2 separate regions of the Homo sapiens genome follow, and region 1 is linked to region 2. A link is a contact called in ENCODE POLR2A ChIA-PET data. All regions are on one chromosome and are shown on one strand. The core of a region is the stretch at or near the end of the contact, and the rest is flanking DNA. Distances in the headings are between cores, read along the strand shown. Region 1 overlaps IGF1R (insulin like growth factor 1 receptor). Region 2 overlaps CHD2 (chromodomain helicase DNA binding protein 2).

Evidence for each region. ChIA-PET counts read pairs that join two places held with the same protein, here RNA polymerase II (POLR2A).
Region 1: POLR2A ChIA-PET joins it to region 2 with 11 read pairs in AG04450. The contact joins two enhancer-like sites. POLR2A ChIA-PET finds 5 or more read pairs at or near these places in 2 of 52 experiments (AG04450 and BJ).

Annotation. Positions count from the first base shown.
Region 1 is chr15:98,883,524-98,887,567 of GRCh38, forward strand. All of the region lies in intron 2 of IGF1R (insulin like growth factor 1 receptor), which reads left to right. Among named protein-coding and RNA genes, the nearest start is that of MIR4714, 100 kb to the left of the region's middle. RefSeq lists enhancers at 312-904, 905-1,497. Within about 2 kb of position 1,553, at least 4 of the 41 ENCODE cell types and tissues checked have a DNase peak (open chromatin) inside an H3K27ac peak, as active enhancers do.
Region 2 is chr15:92,905,015-92,909,451 of GRCh38, forward strand. All of the region lies in intron 2 of CHD2 (chromodomain helicase DNA binding protein 2), which reads left to right. Among named protein-coding and RNA genes, the nearest start is that of MIR3175, 2.8 kb to the left of the region's middle. RefSeq lists an enhancer at 1-117. Within about 2 kb of position 3,062, at least 27 of the 41 ENCODE cell types and tissues checked have a DNase peak (open chromatin) inside an H3K27ac peak, as active enhancers do.

The DNA.
Region 1 (4,044 bases), core at 303-2,802, 6.0 Mb after region 2:
AGAAGCCTGTGCTCACCGTCACTCTCTTCTTCCCTGGGGTGATAGGGATGGGGAGTAGTGTGTGTGAGAGGACAGAAGCGAGGATTGATTGAAGATTATTTTACGAGGCGAGAGCATGGTGGCACACCTGTCAGCTGAGTGGACTCAGCGCCTGCCCCGGCTAGGCTGTCCTCCTCCTGTGCCAGCCGTGGGTTCCCTGAGTCCCTCTGCAGTCATTCATGGGTGCTGAAAATAAAGATACCCTTTCTGTCGAAAGTGTTCGCCGGGCTGCCTCTGCCTCCCTGGAAAAGCAGCAGGGCACACAGGCTTCCTAGGCAGCCCCTGAGGGAGGGGCTCTTTTTATTGTCACTCTGGTTAGTTTGAAGACCAGACAGAAGGCAGCAAAAACCAACCCTTTGTTGAAAACTCTTTGCCTTTAGGCCCTTGGTACCATGTTCATGAGGCTCCAGATAATTCCACAAATACATTATTATTGTTACCTAGACTTGGGGACAGAGAAGGGTGAAACATGGGTCTGGGAATTCACAGATGAATATACTGTAATCCCCTCGAGCACATTTCTTTTAAAGGAATGGGGGTATTCTAAAGGAGTGAACACTCCACTGGGGGGCTGCTAGGCCCCTGTGAACGGTGGCAGCCTTGGCCACGGTGTGTGCTGTGATCTCTCCTGGGTCCCCCGGGCATCCTCAGACCTCCCCCACACCCAACCCACAGTCCCTTCTCCATCCATCTGCTGACCACACCCCAGGATGTTTCCAGCTCAGATCACGCCTGATTGCATCCACACAAACTGCACGCCAGGCATTTCCGTTTGGATGTGTACACAAAAACAACACGTCCCAGACTGAGCTGATCTTTCTGTACCCCTCAAAAGAAAAGTTCTGTACCCGGCCAGGCCTGGTGGCTCACACCTGTAATCCCAGCACTTTGGGAGGCCAAGGCAGGAGGATCACGAGGTCAGGAGATTGAGACCATCCTGGGTAACACGGTGAAACCCTGTCTCTGCTAAAAATACAAAAAATTAGCTGGGCATGGTGGCGGGCGCCTGTAGTCCCAGCTACAGGAGAATGGCAAGAATCCGGAAGGCAAAGCTGGAGCTTGCAGTGAGCTGAGATTGAGCCACTGCACTCCAGCCTGGTGACAGAGTGACACTCCGTCTCAAAAAAAAAAAAAAAAAAAAAGAAATTCTGTACCCTTCCAGATGGTCCTGGACATATCTTGAATCTACCCTGCTTTTCCTCATCTGCACTGCTGTCCTCTTGATCTGGGCTACTGAGGCTAGAATGCACATCTGATCATGTGCCTCCTGCTTAAAATAGTATTTTTCCTCTTAAGAGTAGTCCAAACTCCTATTGCTGGATTAAAAGGCTGTTCCAGGCTCTCCCTACCTCAGGGCACACCATCTTTCCTCCCAGTCTCCCCTCCCCTCTGTCTCCAGTGCTTCCATCCTTCAGTCATGCTGAGGTTGTCTTTGTTACCTTTGCTTCTCTTGGCCCGCACTCTCTGTTGGCTCTGCCAGCATCCCTATGCACCTGCTAGCTCCTACTCACTTGTCCAGCTTTGGCCTGGAAGTCCCTTCCCCTGGCAGGCAGCCCTAAGCTACCCTTTGCTTGCTACTGGCTCATATTCTCACTGCTTGTCCTCAGGCTGTGAGCCCTGGGAGGGCTGGGCTGAGTCCCCGAACCTGCCACGTCTATAGGGTGTAACCTACCTGAGGCCTGACTGCTAAAATCAAAAGAAGCCTTTCTCATTTGCTTAGCTGAGCTAAGTCCTTTCTGGAGAAGAATGCCCACGTCCTGGGTGGACTTCTGTTCGGCCTGGGGCAGGACGCTGCATGTCAGTTCACCTAGAGCCCCTCGCTTGCCCTCACCCCTCTCCCTTTCCTTCTCCTCCCCGTGTTGTCTCATGGTCAGTTCCTCTCCTGGCAAGGCAAGAGAATCATAAAATCTCTTTGGACCATGTGTCTCTCTGATGCACTTTGGAGGTTGAAGCTCACTTTCGTGAAGTTAGGAGCGGTTAATCCTCCTGCACGAGGATGCATGCCTGCTAGGGAAAGCCTCCCTGCGTTTATATGGAACAGTGGTGTGTACCTTAGGGCAACCCAGAAACAGCTGAGATGGCCCTAAACTCTTCCGTATTTTGATTCAGAAGCTTTACCTTATTTGAACATCTGCAGAATAAGTTCTTTCCTTTAGAAATGATTGGGGATAAAATTGTTTGCATTATGAAATATTGTATGGCCAGGTGGCCCCTCTTTCATGTTTTGTTCCTTGTGAAGAGGTTGAGTCTCCTATTTTTTTTTTTTTTTTGGAGATAGAGTTTTGTTCTTGTCCCTCAGGCTGGAGTAAAATGGTGCAATCTTGGCTCACTGCAACCTCCGCCTCCTGGGTTCAAACGATTCTCCTGCCTCAGCCTCCCAAGTAGCTGGGATCACAGGCACGTGCCACCACACCTGGCTAATTTTTGTATTTTTAGTAAGAGATGGGGTTTCGCCATGTTGGGCAGGCTGGTCTTGAACTCCTGACCTCAGTTGATCTGCCCGCCTCGGCCTCCCAAAGTGCTGGGATCACAGGCGTGAGCCACCACGCCCAGCCTATGGTATGCTTTTAAAAATGGTTTCTCTGCACTAATGATTATTTAAAAAAAAAACTCTGGCAAGAACAAAAACAAATGGTTTTTTAAAAACTCTAGAAATAATTTGATACATTCGAGGACTCTGGAGAGGGAGAGAGTTAAAGGCTGATGTGTGTGACTCTTTTTCCTCTCCCCCCAAGGAAAAAAAATGAAGAGAAGGAGCTTTTAAGTGCAGTGCCTCGTTTTTATGTGATTGCAAACCTGAACCAATCCTTTTAGTGGTGGATGTGGGACATGTTAGCTTTTCCAACAGTTTAGATGGGCCTTTGTTTTTATTGTTGGTCACTGTAAGAATTCCAAGGAATAGAAGGATCTCATGGGCAAAATCAGTTTGCTTTTTTCTCTGTATATTTGTTAGTTTATAGCAGCTTCTATTTTCCTCCTATTTTTAAAAGCTGAAATGCCTTTAATCGCACTCAGTGTGTTTATTCATGGAAGCCAGAGAAGAGGGTCCCTTCCTTTCCCCCATAGCGCCGTAATTGGAAATTTGGTAGTACTAGGTGAAATTCTCAGTTTTGGCGCTCGCATGGAACAGCCATCCATCTGCTGGCGAGACACACTGCCCGGGGCTTTTCAAGAAATCCCTTAATGGTCCTGAACACTAATAATATTTATATACATTGAGATGAGACAAAATTTACAGCGGGCTCTGGGGCTGGCTCCAGGACTCTCTAATCCCACACTTGCTCACGTTCTCTTGCTTGCCTCCTAGAATCCTTTCAGGTTGTGCTTCAGTGAGGGGAGCATGGTGTCCGTCTCTGCAGCAATGCTTATTTATGCAGTTCGTCCTCTAACAAACAGAGCAACTTTCCTTTTGACCTTCCCCTCTTCTCCCCATCACATTCCATTGCTGCCCCCGCATAGAGCATGTGCTTATGCATAGTTTGCATCATTTAACACGAAGGAACCCCTTGATTTGTGATCCCTTTAAGAAGTTGCTCTGTATATAAAGAAAATGATTTTTCCTGGTTGGTTTTACTGAAGTTCCTTCAGAAATAGCTCCCACCACCGAAACACACCTGACTTCCCCAGCCTGTGTATCGGTTGTGGCACGGACTGACTGACTGGATGGTATAATTTCACTCACTCCTTTGGGAAGTTTCGGGGGACTACTGCTCAGATGTGTGGGAAATGCGGAATATATCTACAGGTACTTTGTCAGTTTTTTTTTTTCTTTTCTTTCTCATCCTGGAAAATCCCGGCATTGATATTTAGGTATAACTATTTGCAAGCAAGTGCAGAGGGACATTTTTCTGTTCTTTTCAACGTTCTTATTACTACTGCATTAATAGCTACTTGATCTTAATGTCTATTACACATCATTTTATATAATGTTTTCTTTAAATTGTCAGGGAAAGGGATTCTGCAAGTAGATGTTGGTCCCCCCAGTTAGTGTCTGATGATGATGGT
Region 2 (4,437 bases), core at 1,812-4,311:
ATGTGCTAAGTACTATATATTTAAGATTCACAGTGGGATAGTTTAGTAGAAAATAGAAAATTTCACGTTCAATAACATTAAAAAGTGGCAGAATACAGCGTTAGGCAACCATTACTATGTAAGTAAATGTCAGAAAACTACTCTTTTAAGTGTTAATAGCACTTGCTAATGCAGGGTGACTGACAGCTTGGCTGATAGTGGGGTCACTTGGCCAAATCTTCGCAATTATCTTCCCTAGGCCTCCATTTCGGGAATTCTGAGTCCCGGTAAACGGTTGGGTTTATGCTCACTGATTTGCCTTGTTTGGAAACCTTTACAAGGATTTCTGGTTAAAACTTCATCGTTCAGCAACGATGTCTTAATAATTAAATTACACATACTGAATTTAAGCAAGCAAGAAATTCAGTGGATTTATCTACTGTGGACAAAGTTTTTTTCCTGCCATACTAGAGTTTTTTTAGCAGTTGGAGTAGGCTGTCCTGTAGTTAGCCATAGTTTAGAGTTATTTTAGTAAAGTGTGTTACTTCAAAGGAGATGTTGACCCTTCAGTGCAGGTGATATTTGCTTGGGCGTATGTCAAGTTTCTGAATACAGTCTGTGAAAGTTAGAATTCACTATGATAGTGAGTTTTGTAGGTTCTCATAATCTAGGTTCTTTGGGAAGAATTATTTGGATAGTTTGTGAAAACTAGCTGAAATTGCTTTTTCTGTTACAGAGAAGTGTTCATCAAATAATTTGTACCTGATTTTAAAATTATATGCTCAAATGTATATTGCGTATAAAATGCTAACAGAGAATTAAGTGTTTATAGAACTTGATGAACGTTTAACTGTAGCTTCCAACTTAAAGTATACCTGCCACAAGAACGAAAGTAATAATCTCACCTCCCTTTTTGTGTAGAGACTGAATTCTAATTAGTTGTGTTAATAGTATTTGCTGAATACCTTTCAATTCCTAAAACTGGGGTCAAAGTAGTCAACATTGCAGTTAATTATTTTTGAAGAGGATATGAACTATTCTGTTATTTAAGATATTTTAACCTAAATACCATTATGAGTTAAAATGCATACCATGATATAACAATTTACCTATTAACTGTTGACAATCTTGCAGCCAATTAAGTTTTTTATAGAACCAGTGTTCTTAGGTATGTTTGTTGAGCCTTCTACTTTTTTTCCCTTTGATGTGGGGAATAGCATCAAGCAGCAAGAAAAGAGTGTTGATCGATTTCTCTCTCTTTCTCTCTCTCTCTCTGTATCCTTGCCGTTTAAAATATGCACTTTCCAACTAGTATTTGGCCGTTAGGGAGTTAGTATCTTTGTAAAGATTAAGTCAGCAGAGGAAGGTGGGCAAATAATATTTTTGATAAAGACTTTTGGTTGTGACAGTTGTAGCAAGTTATTGCTTGAGGAGTGAATCTGGAAGTTTATTTGAATTTTAACTAAAACTCACAGATTTTATCATTAGTTTACTCTCCCTTACCCCCAAATAAAACAACTGACAGTTATGAGAGACCTCCTGAGACCACCTGGTATTTCCAAACTCCTATCATTTCTCCCATAAAATTTGATACACTAAGTTTGTTTCTGGTATAAAAATTGAGTGACTGCTCTGTGTCAGCCATTAAATTTTTTCTTGCTATGAGCCATCTTTTTTTTTTTTTTTTTTTTAAGATCCTTTAGTTTTTAGCTGCTTCTTGGTAACCTTAGAACTTTGCTTCCTTGAAGAACTTGGCTTTCTTGATATGGTGTCACTTGAACAAAGAAACTTAAAAAAAAATTCCTCTAAGAGTATTTTGTGTACAGGTGAAAGTAACTTTGTGGCTTGGTTACACTGGGTGTGTCACAGCTGAGTAACTCCCTCCTGCACTTCAGCTTGACTAAGCGTTGAGTTCACATGTATACCTTTGCAAAGCTGCCATTCACAACTTGTTTTGGAACTTTAGGGTTATCAGTATAAAGCCTGAGTAACAAAACTTAGTCATCCAATGTCCAGGCTGGATTGTATTTTTATTTTGTGATCAGTAATTCAGCACAATGCTGGAACACATTACTCACATTTGTCTTATGACCCTTTTCTGTAATCAATGGAATCTTTAATTGATAAAGCAAGTCTAGGGGGAGAGACATTTTTTAAAAAAAGCTCCTATATACTGAATATATTTGAGCCCTGATTATGAAGTGAGGGACAAGGCTTTTCTTTTTGAAATAAATGATGGAGGACATAGATATGTGGTAGCCATTCATGCTACATAATTTAGCATTTTATTGTTAATATGTTTGGTTATGGGTCTTCTTGTTTGGTATTTCAACATGTTCTGGACTGGATATCATACTGAAAAGTATTTCAGTTCTCATTACTGAGTCCCTGTAGTTTGGGGAAAATGTGATCACTGATCTTGAAGGAGAGAATGTTTCAGAAGCATCCGGCTAAGGCAGGATTGTAGAGATAGTCTTGATTTTATACTTTGGATTTAATTCTGATGAGTCATTTTGTCACTTGTGTATGCTTAACTGTTACCTCTGTGCCTGGCAAGAGCTAGGTATGAGTTCAGCTTTTACTTTAGTCCTGAAAATTTTTGTTCCCAGTTTAGGCCAGTGAAGAAGCACTTATGATTGGACTTGTAATTTTCTCATTTTAAAAATGTAGATAATGGTCATCTTCATTGGGTCATGAAGATTAAATAATATAGTGCCCATAAAATGCTTAGCAAAGAGCCCATCACATTAAAAGTGCTCAATAAATGTAAGCTTTTAGTAAGGTTATTTTATTCTTACTGTTTGTTTCATCTTACTTTCTTGCACCCCTCCTTCATATCCTAAGTTCTTCTTCAGGAGCTAGGTTGGCCCTGAGGAACTCGCTGGTTGTCTTGGCCTACCAGGAGAGTTTGTTTAGGCCAGTTACAGGAGAGATTTGTGAGAATGATTTTAGGAGGCAAGTCCTCATTTAGTCAGCTTGGGTGCGTTTTACAGTTCATCCTCTCTTAGAATTTTTTTTTTTTTTTTTTTTTTTTGAGAAGAGCCAGCCTTTTGAGAGAGCATATGACTCTTCCTGGACTACAACAGCTTCTTGTGTGAATCACAGCCCGGCTTTTGCCAGTTAGTCTGAGTAGATAACTACCCACCCCCACTCCCCCAAGCTGATAATTATTACCCTGGTTTATCCTCTGTCTCATTTCCCCTCTCAAGCTGTTAGAGAATGAATACTGAATACTGTGGTGCACTGCTCCATGGATATAAATGTAACAGCAGTAATATTTACAACCAATGTCTAATTGGCTGTAGCTTGCTTTCAGTGTTCAGTCTAAACCATAGGACTATATATTTGTCTTAGCATAATGCCGAACATGCAAGTCTGCTTAAACTATAGTCTTAAGATTTGTGTGTTTTGGGTTTCCTCTACTTCCTCTATTTCCTGTCTTTTTTGGGTTATAGGTCAGATGGGTTCTACTTTTTATTCCCATTTCAGACTGTGGAGAGCTTCTAAAAATACCAGTGTCCATCCCTGCCCCTAGGATCTAGTTAATTTTTAAAAGCTCTCTGTGTTTCAAATTTGCATGTGTTTCTGTATGTTTGCAGTATCTCCGTGTGTTTTCAAATCTTCTGATGGAGCACTTCGTGTACTTTAACCCTTGGTCTTTCCATTGCCTGTCCCATTTTTAAATTCCCTTTTTAGTCTTAATAGCTGCTTGAGTTAGGACCTCTGGAAGCAAAAGTGGGATAGGATGCTGACGGGGAATTGTAGGCTTGATGGAAGAGGATGTTTCTATATTAAATGTCATGGCAGATCCAGTTCTAGGCATACCTTTAAAATGTATACACAGGCTGGGCGTGGTAGCTCACTCCTGTAATCCCAGCAGTTTGGGAGGCCCAGGCAGGCGGATCACTTGAGGTAGGGAGTTCGAGAACAGCCTGGCCAACATGGTGAAACCCTGTCTCTACTAAAAATACAAAGATTAGCTGGACATGATGGTGGGTGCCTGTAGTCCCAGCTGCTTGGGAGGCTGAGGCCGGACAATCTCCTGAAGCTGGGAGGCGGAGGTTGCAGTTAGATGAACTGACACACCACTGCACTCCAGCCTGGGAGACAGGGTGACCAAAAAAAAAAAAAGAAAAAAGATAAAAAATGTATATGCAGGTGGGCTTTCTCCCCTCAAGATTCTGAATTCCTTGTAAGTGTCTTCTAGTCGCTTTAAGCTCTTGTGGTCGTCTCTTCCTTAGTGTACTCTCCTTACATCCTTTGGAAGTTTAGATTCTAGAATTATTTACTTGGAATGCAGTTACATTCCATTCTAAACTTCCTTTCCCTTGGGTTTATAAAAACATTGGTGGGTTGTGAATTGTGACCGACATTGAAAAAATACAAAAGAATGTGGTAATAAACTCCAGGGTGTATCCCATTTGTATGGGTTGTTTCTAAGTCTAGCAGTGCCTGCTA